Regions from separate parts of the Homo sapiens genome. Here region 2 is linked to region 1. A link is a loop called in an ENCODE intact Hi-C map of the cell type or tissue named here. Cell type or tissue: mammary epithelial cell. All regions are shown on one strand. Each heading gives the region's core, and the rest is flanking DNA. Links, peaks and the distances in the headings are about the cores only.

Region 1 (4,880 bases), core at 881-4,880:
TACAAAGGAGGGACTGATAGACACCACCTTAACCATGAGACCAAACAGGGCACCACCTGTAGCAGGAACACCTAATATCAGGTGCCCCGGGTGGGGTTTAGTGGGAACCACTCAACTAGACTCTAAGGTTGTTGCCCAAAATAGCTAACTTTAATCTAAACTTTAGGAAAAACTTGAGTAAATTCAGATTATGGGATATTCTATAAGACAAGCAGTGAAACACACCAGCATCTGCCCCCGATGAAGAGGCTAAAAGTTGCAGGACTTAATGCAACGACAATGTGATAAAAAAAAAAAAAAAAAAAAGAAAAGGCATTAAAAGGTGTGAAGACTCTTCCAGATGAAAGAAAAGTAAAGAAACATACAGTGTAATGCAGTGTGTGATTGCAATGTCATGCAATTGTCAAGGGATCCCAGATCAGGACACAAAATAGTTATAAACCACATTTCTGGGATAATTGAGAATATTCTAACATGGGCTGTGAACTTAATAATATCGTATTGATGTTACACTTACTGAAAATGATAATTATACGGCTGTTGTGTAGAAAAATATTATTCTTCAGGGATACATGCTGAAGTATTTACGGGTGAAGCATCACGATGTATAATTTACTGGCAAATGATTCATCAAAACATAAAAAGCGTGTGTATTTGTGTGGAGAAAGAGGGGCAAAAGCCTATGTGACAGCGTTTTAACAATCAGTGAGTCGAGGTGGAGAGTGCACAGGTATTCACTGTGTCCTAGTGCAACTTTTCTGAAATTTAAAAAATTTTTCAAAATTAAAATGTGGGGAGTAAAATAGTAACAATCAAACAGGCCCAGGGCAATTGAGTGACTTGTCTTAAAAAATCAGCTCAGAATCTACCCTCCTGGCCTAAGATCCAGTGCCGCCCTTCCCTTTTCATCCATGTGAACAGAGAGACAGACAGACAGAGCGACAGAGTCCCTCATTCCTCTGGTTCAAAGACCGGACGGAGTGTTGAGGGGCGTAGGCCCAGTCTTTCCAAACTCCTGGAGTGGGCGGAGGAGGAGCTAAAGACAGGCGCTCATCGCCATCTGGTGGCCAAATAGGGATGCCCGTCACCTGCCGCCAATTTTTGAGGAATTCATCCCACGTTATTGGGACCTTTCTCGTAGCCTCTGCTTGTTACATTTTCCCATTTGCGAAGCACTAATTTTTGTTCATATTTCTGCTCCTCTAATTTTCCAATACGGATTTCCAGTTGCTTCGAAGAAACAGACCCAAAAGCAGATTTCTTCTCCCCAGAAACCTGATTGAGCCCAATATTCTTCGGTAATCAGGAAGAAAGAGCAAAGTCCTGCTCCCATATATTTCGCCAGGTCCCTTTGACCACCCCATGCCGGAAAACCGCTGGCCCTTCTGACTCCCTCTGGTGGAAATAAAGGAAGACCAGTGAGAAATGAGTGGAGCAAAGACATTTTGTTTAGCAGGACTTCAACGGCAAGAGCGCCAGCCACCAGGACTTGCGTGTGGCAGAGACCCACAGGCTGGCAGAGGAGCGGGAGCTTTCTAGTGGGACAAAGGGAAGGCCTCCGGGGCCTCCTGCCGGGAGGCCGTTGTCGTGGGGAAGCTGGGGGGCCTCGCTGCAGGCTGGGCATCCTATGGGATTGGTAGGGGTGCAAAGTTGGCTCTCTCGGGTTGGTCCTAAATGGAAAGTGAGGACAAAAATTAGAGAATCGGTCAGTTATTAACCAAGTCCTGGCCATTTTAGACTGACTTTTACGGAAATGATGGCTTAGCTTCCTGGGTTGTTACTAGAGATAAGAAGTGGCTCATGCCTGTAATTGCAGCACTTTGGGAGGCCAAGGTGGGTGGATTGCCCGAGGTCAGGAGTTTGAGACCAGCCTGAGCTCGACGAACATGGTGAAACACCGTCTCTAATAAAAACACAAAAATTAGCCGTGAGTGGTGGTGCAGCTACTGAGGAGGCTGAGGCAGGAGAATCGCTTGAACCCGGGAAGCGGCGGTTGCAGTGAGCCGAGATCGCACCACTGCACTCCAGCCTGGGCGACAGAGCGAGACTCCATCTCAAAAAAAAAAAAAAAAAAAAAAAAAAAAAAAAAAGAGGCTGGCCTCCTGCAAGAGACTGGCTTCCCGGGCTGTTTGCTATAGATAAAGAGGTTGGTTTCCTAGGCAGGTCACTGTGGGTCGTGGGCCAGAGTTCTGTTTTTTATATATTGTGTGGCCATCGTCTGTCTGTATCTCAGGCTCGCTCTGAAAGCAGCCTGTCCACCAAGCACCCTGGCGCGGTGCGGGCAGCTGCAGGCGGCAGCTCCTCTGATCACAGGAAAGGCCGCCTTGAAGGGAGGTCAGAGACTTGGGTTTGGGAGTCAGCTTTCTTCTCCAGTCTGGGGGAGGCGCCTGGACGCTTCAGCGGTCTCCTCTGTACGTGGACAATCCCGCCGCGCTCTTCCCTGTGAGCCGCCTCTTGAGGGGCGGCACTGAGCCCGCGCCCACCGGCGCCCTCTGGAGGTTGGAGGGTGACTTGCAGGCGCTGTGCACAGATTGCCTGTGAGACGCAGGTGCCGATGGGAACAGGTAGCTCTTCTGCACCCACCACCGTGGCAGGTGCCGGCGGCCGAGAAGGACATGTGCAGGCCTCTTGGGACCCGGGCTGGAGCAGGCACACAGACGCGCATTTGCATTAACCCTTGCTTTATTCCAAGCCCATGTGGGCCCTGAACTCACCCTCCACATGTGCTTTTCCTTTCTTTCCACCACCAGGCTCTCCGTGTGAAATGGTCCCATCTCAGACTGCCCTGGGTAGACCTAGACTGGCTCATAGACATCTCCTGCCAGATCACGGAGCTCGACCTTTCTGCCAACTGCCTGGCGACCCTCCCCTCGGTTATCCCCTGGGGCCTCATCAATCTCCGGAAGCTGAACCTCTCCGACAACCACCTGGGGGAGCTGCCTGGCGTGCAGTCATCGGACGAAATCATCTGTTCCAGGTGGCTCCCCGGGGTGTGACCGGAGCCGTGTGTGACCCCGCTGTCACCGTTGTGCTCCTGCACATGCTCCCGGGTTGTATTTTGTGGTTTTGGGGGAAAAATGTTCTGGCTAAAATAGGAGAAGGAGTTTTGCCTACCCTGAGGCAAGCCTCCCTTTCAGGTTAAAACAGAGAGGTTTAGAGAGATCATTTGTCTGGCCCAAGTTTACACAGCTCACCCGGGGACATGCGAATGCTTGCCTGAGATGCTTGTCTTGGTCCTGCCCAGGAATCAGATGAGGGCAGCCAAACCTTCCCACACTGGTGGATGCAATGGGGCTCTGAGGCACCAGCTTTTACTCTGCCTTCCAGGGAAAGTGGGAAGGGCCTCAGAGAAAGGGTTAACTCTGCAGGACTCTGGCAGCAGGTGGACAGTGTGGGCAGTCCAGGCTTGCTTCTTCTGGAGGCCTTGGAGGGAGACCTGAGCCTTACCCCTGAGCTTGCATGGAAGGAGGAATGACCTTAGTTGATTTCTTTATTTTTTATTTTTATTTTTATTTTTTTTGAGACGGAGTCTCACTCTGCTGCCCAACTGGAGTGCAGTGGCATAATCTCGGCTCATGGCAACCTGCAACTCCCTGGTTCAAGCAATTCTCCTGTCTCAGCCTCCCGAGTAACTGGGATTACAGGCACATGCCACCACACCCAGCTAATTTTTGTATTTTTAGTAGAGACGGGGTTTCACCGTGTTGGCCAGGATGGTCTTGACCTCCTGACCTCATGATCCGCCTGCCTCGGCCTCCCAAAGTGCTGAGATTACAGGCATGAGCCACCGCACCTGGCCTGATTTCTTTTGGACACATAACTGCAAGTCCTCATTCCATAAAGGGTTGAATCGATTTTTAAAATGAAAAACCAAGGCTCTAAGTGAAGCAAGAGTCAAGAATGTTGGAAAGAGCTTGGGGTAGGCATTAATCCATGGGACTCCCAAGTGAGAACGGGAAAGAAGCCTGCACACCAGAACTTAAAAAGCAAGTGCCGTCCAAGTGAGGCCCTTCACCTGGGCCAGATGGACAGGTCCAGAAGGTTCAAAGCCCTGCTCTGTGGTCTCAGCAGCTTTCAGGGAACCTACTCATTTTGCTATTACATGCCTGCGAAGGATTCGAATCCCTGTTGGTCAGTGGAGCCAGGGCCCACCGATGAGAGGTTTGTCTTTATCTACACAGGACACAGTAAGAGTTCTTCAAAAGAATTAAAAATCATATGCACTACATTTTCAATGCACACTCTTTAACCTTGCATGGGGAGAAAAAGAAAAAAAATACACCTCTTGGTTTATAGAAAAATATGTAAATTTGGTGTTTTCCCTCTTTATTCTGATGCCTGCCTTCCTTCTTCTCCATCGCAGGCTACTTGAAATTGACATTTCCAGCAACAAGTTGTCCCACCTCCCTCCTGGATTCTTGCACCTCTCAAAACTTCAAAAACTGACAGCTTCAAAAAATTGTTTAGAAAAATTGTTCGAAGAAGAAAATGGTATGTTTTCTCATCAACTTGAGTGAATTAGTCATTTTCTTCTTGGTAGGGATATTTTTACCAATTCATACTTTGGGTCTTTTTTTTTTTTTTTAGCCACTAACTGGATAGGTTTACGGAAGCTACAGGAACTTGATATATCTGACAATAAATTGACAGAACTCCCTGCCCTGTTCCTTCACTCTTTCAAGTCCCTCAATTCTCTGAATGTCTCCAGAAACAACCTGAAGGTGTTTCCAGATCCCTGGGCCTGCCCTTTGGTGAGTATCACACCAAAAGTCATGAAAGCCACAGTCAACTCTGCCTCTCAGCTGGCCTCAGAGAGCCCTCAGGTGCATTATGTCAGTTCATCCCCTCAGCAGCGAAGCCGGGTAGAAGGGCCCGGTTCC
Region 2 (4,880 bases), core at 632-4,631, 340 kb before region 1:
GGCTGTTTCAGAGTGCCACAGCCTGGGGACTTAAACAGCAGAAATGGATCGTCTCTCAGTTCTGGAGGCTGAAAGACAAAAATCAAGGTGCTGGCAGGGTGGGGTCCTACTGAGGGCTGGGAGGGAAACTCTGCTCCAGGCCTCTCTCTAGCTTCGGGGAGGGTTTCTGGAGATCTTTGGCATCCCTTGGCTTGTTGAAAACTCATCCTGATCTGTGCCTTCATGTCCATGTGGCAGTCTCCCCGTGTGTGTCTCTCTCTGTCCACGTCTCTCCTTTTTATTTTATTTATTTATTTATTTATTTATTTATTTATTTATTTATTTATTTTTCTGAGACGGAGTTTCACTCTGTCGCCCAGGATGGAGTGCAATGGCAAGATCTCGGCTCACTGCAAGCTCCGCCTCCCAGGTTCATGCCATTCTCCTGCCTCAGCCTCCTGAGTAGCTGGGACCAGAGGCGCCCGCCACCACGCCCGGCTAACTTTTTGTATTTTTAGTAGAGACAGGGTTTCACCAAGTTAGCCAGCATGGTCTCAATCTCCTGACCTTGTGATCTGCCTGCCTCAGCCTCCCAAAATGCTGGGATTACAGGCGTGAGCCACTGCGCCTGGCCCTCATCTCCTTTTTATAAGGACACCAGTCTCATTAGATTAGGGCCCACCCTAATGACCTCATCTTAACTTGGTGCAGCCTGCAAAGACCCTATTTATTAGTAAATTGCAGTCTGCAGCGCTCGGGGTTAGGATTCAACACATGAATTTTAGTTGGGAACACAATTCCACCCATCAGAGTCACCATATTTGGCTCCACTTAGCCATGGCCTGCTTGGTGCAGTCATCCTCCACCTGCTCATAGCACACTTGATTAAGACTGGAAGGATGAGGGCTCACTTTTCAAAGCGTGCTCATTGAAGTGGCAGGAGGCTGTGAATCACAGGGACCCCGTGCTGGGAGCACTGGGTATACGTGGAAGTCGCTTCAGGGAGAGAAGAGGAGATGGGGAGAGTTGGGATGTTTACACTATTGCCTGGGAAGTGATGGGCTCTGCTCCCGGGCTGCCTCACCCCAGCCCTGTTAATACATTGGCTGTTCAGGACCCTTTCCCCAGAGCCCCAGGCTGGGTTCTGGCACGAAGGCCCACACCCACAATGGAAAGGCTCGAGGTATTGGAAAGTAAGTCCCCCCGCCCCCACAAGACTTCCTGAGAGCTGCCAGGTGAGCATGGCAGGAGGTGACCACACTGTTTTAATATCTGGAAGTCACCAGAAAGGGGCGAGCCCTGCCGATGGTTCTGTTGTTAAAGGGGCCATTTCCAGCGCAGCTTTGGGGGCACAGGTAGAAACAAACGTTTCATGAATGAACCTCCACCCGGCGATTGCTCTTCAACGTGGAAATGGCAGCACTGCGTAGCAGGGAGGGGAACTCTGCACTGGGGGTCTACTGGGGAGAACTTAAGGAAAGCTCATTTGCATCTTGAGTTAAAGCACCCTGGGCGCTGTGCCTCTGTCTGGGAATCTCTGTGGGTGTGTGGAATTAGATGCACCTGCGTTCAAGTCCTGACTGCACACCTCTGTGCTGCGTGGTGATGGGTAAGCCACCTCACTCCCAGAGACTCAGTTCCCACACAGGGACAGTGGGTACAGGGCTCCTGTGAAGAGGACCCAGATGATGGGTGTCAACAGGCACTGGCAAATGACAGCCGGCAAGTTAAGCAAGCTGCGTCCAGCCACATCGCCCAGCCTCCTCCTTGCTGGGGTCATTTCCCCCACCCGACCTCATTGCAGAATCCATACTTTTACAGATGGAGGCAAAAAGCACTCCCTAAAATACTCATGAGTCTAATTCCTGTGACTCTAACCCAAAATACTCCTGACTTTAAACCAAGACTACCCCAGTTTTTTCCTTTTTAAGAGGAATTACCCAATAGAGCTTGGAATTTGTTTATTAGTGGTTATTTGTGCACATTTGCAAAAGGGGGAGACCAGTTGGAGACCACAGTATTTATGAAAAGAAAAAAAGCTCGTGTCCTGTTTTCATGTGTGTGTGTGTTTTAATGAGTCATTCGCTACAGCGTGATCTGCTGGGCACGGGGATTACCGAATATTCTAGAGTCTAAGGCTCTGGATTTTACCGTTATTGTAAGAGGCACCATCAGAGCAGTAACAGCTTTTCAGAAGGGAAAAATGCCACCATCTTAACATACGCGTCCATTGTAAAAGTCATCATGAATTCAGAAATGTTAAAAAGAGGGGAAATGTCAACCAGGAAATATGGTGTGTGAATGCTGACCATCCGGCAGAGGGCAGGACAGCCACAGCCTCAGTAGAGGGTGGGACACAGAGCAGGGGACAGTCTGGGGGTTGCTGTTGAGTGTGGGCTTGGAAAGGCAGCTCTGTGTGGGTGGGAGCCTCATATGCGTGAGATCGGCCCAAATGTGCCCCCTCAGAAAAGCACAGGTTGTACTTTTCATCTCCACGTCCCGCTTAAGGAACCCATTTTTGGACTTTCTGTTTTTAATTGTAGATTGATAAATTATAGTTGTATATGTTTATGGAGTACAAAGAGTTGTTTTCATCCATGAATACAATGTGAAAAAATTAAATCAAGCTAATTAACATATCACCTCAAAACTTTTCATTTTTTTGTGGTGAGAACATTTGAAGTTTACTCTTAGTGATGTTAAAATGTACTATACATTATTATTTACTATTTTATTATGATGTGCACTATATCTCCAAGGAAAATAAAATTCCTCCTCCTTTTAATTGAGGCTCTGTACCCTTTGACCATTGCCTTTCAATTTTCCCTAACCCCTGGCTCTAGTAACTGCCATTCTATCCTCTGCTCCCTTCCCTCCCTCCTTCCCCTCTCCCTTTCCCTTTTTTTTTTTTTTTTTTTTTTTTTTTTTTTTTTTTTTTTTGAGATAAGGTCTCACTCTGTCACCCAGGCTAGAGTGCAGTGGCGTGACCCTGGCTCACTGCAGTTTCGACCTTTCAGGCTCAAGCAATCCTCCCGACTCAGCCTCCGGAGTAGCTGGGCCCACAGGCCTGTGCCACCACACCTGGCTATTTTTTTTTTTATCTTTTGTTGAGATGGGGGTATCACTATGTTGCCAGGGATGGTCTCTAACTCTCCAGCGTTCCTCCCATCTCAGCCTCTCAAAGTACTGAGATTACAGGCATCAGCCACCAGGCCCAGCCATCTGCTTGTTTTCGATTCCACATGTAAGTGAGAACATGTGGTATTTGTCTTCCTGTGCCTGGCTTATTTCACTTAGCATAATGTTCTTCAATTCCATCCGTGTGGCTGCAAATGGCAGAATTTCCTTCTTTTTAAAGCTAATAGTACTCCATTGTATATATGTACCACATTTCCCTTATCCGTTCATCTGTTGATGGACGCTTAGGTTGATACTATATCTTGGCTATTGTGAATAATGCCACAGTGAACATGGGAGTGCAGATACCTCTTTCACATACTGATCTCAAATGTTTTGGCTAAATCACCAGAAGGGTGATTGCTGGATCTATGGTAGTTCTATTTTTATTTTTTTGAGGAACCTCTATAGAGTTTTCCACAATGGCTGTACTAATTTACCAACAGTGTTCAAGCGTTTCCTTTGCTTCATATATATATTTTTAATTAGGTCTTGAGGCTTACTTTTGTTTTTTCAGACTGAGATGAGGTTTTGAATCCATTTTTTGGTATGTGAAAGTTTTTTTTATATATACTTTAAGTTCTAGGGTACATGTGCACAACGTGCAGGTTTGTTACATAGGTATACATGTGCCATGTTGGTTTGCTGCACCCATTAACTTGTCATTTACATTAGGTATATCTCCTAATGCTATCCCTTCCCCCACCACAGGCCCCAGTGTGTGATGTTCCCCGCCCCATGTCCACGTGTTCTCATTGTTCAATTCCCACCTATGAGTGAGAACATGCAGTGTTTGGTTTTCTGTCCTTGTGATAGTTTGCTGAGAATGATAGTTTCCAGCTTCATCCATGTCTCTGCAAAGGATATGAACTCATCTTTTTTATGGCTGCATAGTATTCCTTGGTGTATATATGCCACATTTTCTTAAACCAGTCTATCATTAATGAACATTTGAGTTGGTTCCAAGACTTTGCTATTGTGAATAGTGCCACAATAAACATATGTGTGCATGTGTCTTTATAGTAGCATGATTTATAATCCTTTGGGTGTATACCCAGTAATGGGATCACTGGGTCAAATGGTATTTCCAGTTCTAGATCCCTGAGGAATCGCCACACTGACTTCCACAATGGTTGAACTAGTTTACAGTCCCACCAACAGTGTAAAAGTGTTCCTGTTTCTCCACATCCTCTCCAGCACCTGTTGTTTCCTGACTTTTTAATGATTGCCATTCTAACTGGTGTGAGATGGTATCTCACTGTGGTTTTGATTTGCATTTCTCTGATGGCCAGTGATGATGAGCATTTTTTCATGTGTCTGTTGGCTGCATAAATGTCTTCTTTTGAGAAGTGTCTGTTCATATCCTTTGCCCACTTTTTGATGAGGTTGTTTGTTTTTTTCTTGTAAATTTGTTTAAGTTCTTTGTAGATTCTGGATATTACCCCTTTATCAGATGGGTAGATTACAAAAATTTTCTCCCATTCTGTAGGTTGCCTGTTCACTCTGATGGTAGTTTCTTTTGCTGTGCAGAAGCTCTTTAGTTTAATTAGATCCCATTTGTCAATTTTGGCTTTTGTTGCCATTGCTTTTGGTGTTTTAGTCATGAAGTCCTTGCCCATGCCTATGTCCTGAATGCTATTGCCTAGGTTTTCTTCTAGGGTTTTTATGGTTTTAGGTCTAACATTTAAGTCTTTAATCCATCTTGAATTAATTTTTGTATAAGG

The links. A loop is a pair of places that touch in the nucleus more often than their neighbours do. Peaks named below come from ENCODE experiments on the same cell type or tissue, not always from the same donor. Only the 100,000 strongest peaks of a DNase experiment are listed, where the experiment ranks them.
Region 2: a loop joins it to region 1, with 14 times the contacts of the local background. A loop is called at or near these places in 15 of 110 quality-filtered maps.

What each region holds. Positions count from the first base shown.
Region 1 is chr15:101,006,087-101,010,966 of GRCh38, forward strand. It overlaps LRRK1 (leucine rich repeat kinase 1), which reads left to right. Exons shown (of 34, transcript NM_024652.6): 7 at 2,751-2,977; 8 at 4,364-4,491; 9 at 4,588-4,751. Among named protein-coding and RNA genes, the nearest start is that of LRRK1, 89 kb to the left of the region's middle. RefSeq lists enhancers at 898-1,192, 2,171-2,500. In mammary epithelial cell, for the core only: CTCF peaks have their summits at 1,065 (motif pointing left) and 2,496 (motif pointing left); DNase peaks (open chromatin) are centred at 1,045 and 2,445; H3K4me3 peaks cover 623 bases.
Region 2 is chr15:100,669,869-100,674,748 of GRCh38, forward strand. No RefSeq gene overlaps it. Among named protein-coding and RNA genes, the nearest start is that of ASB7, 70 kb to the left of the region's middle. RefSeq lists an enhancer at 1-107. In mammary epithelial cell, for the core only: a CTCF peak has its summit at 2,310 (motif pointing right); no DNase peak of the experiment used is centred there; H3K27ac peaks cover 396 bases.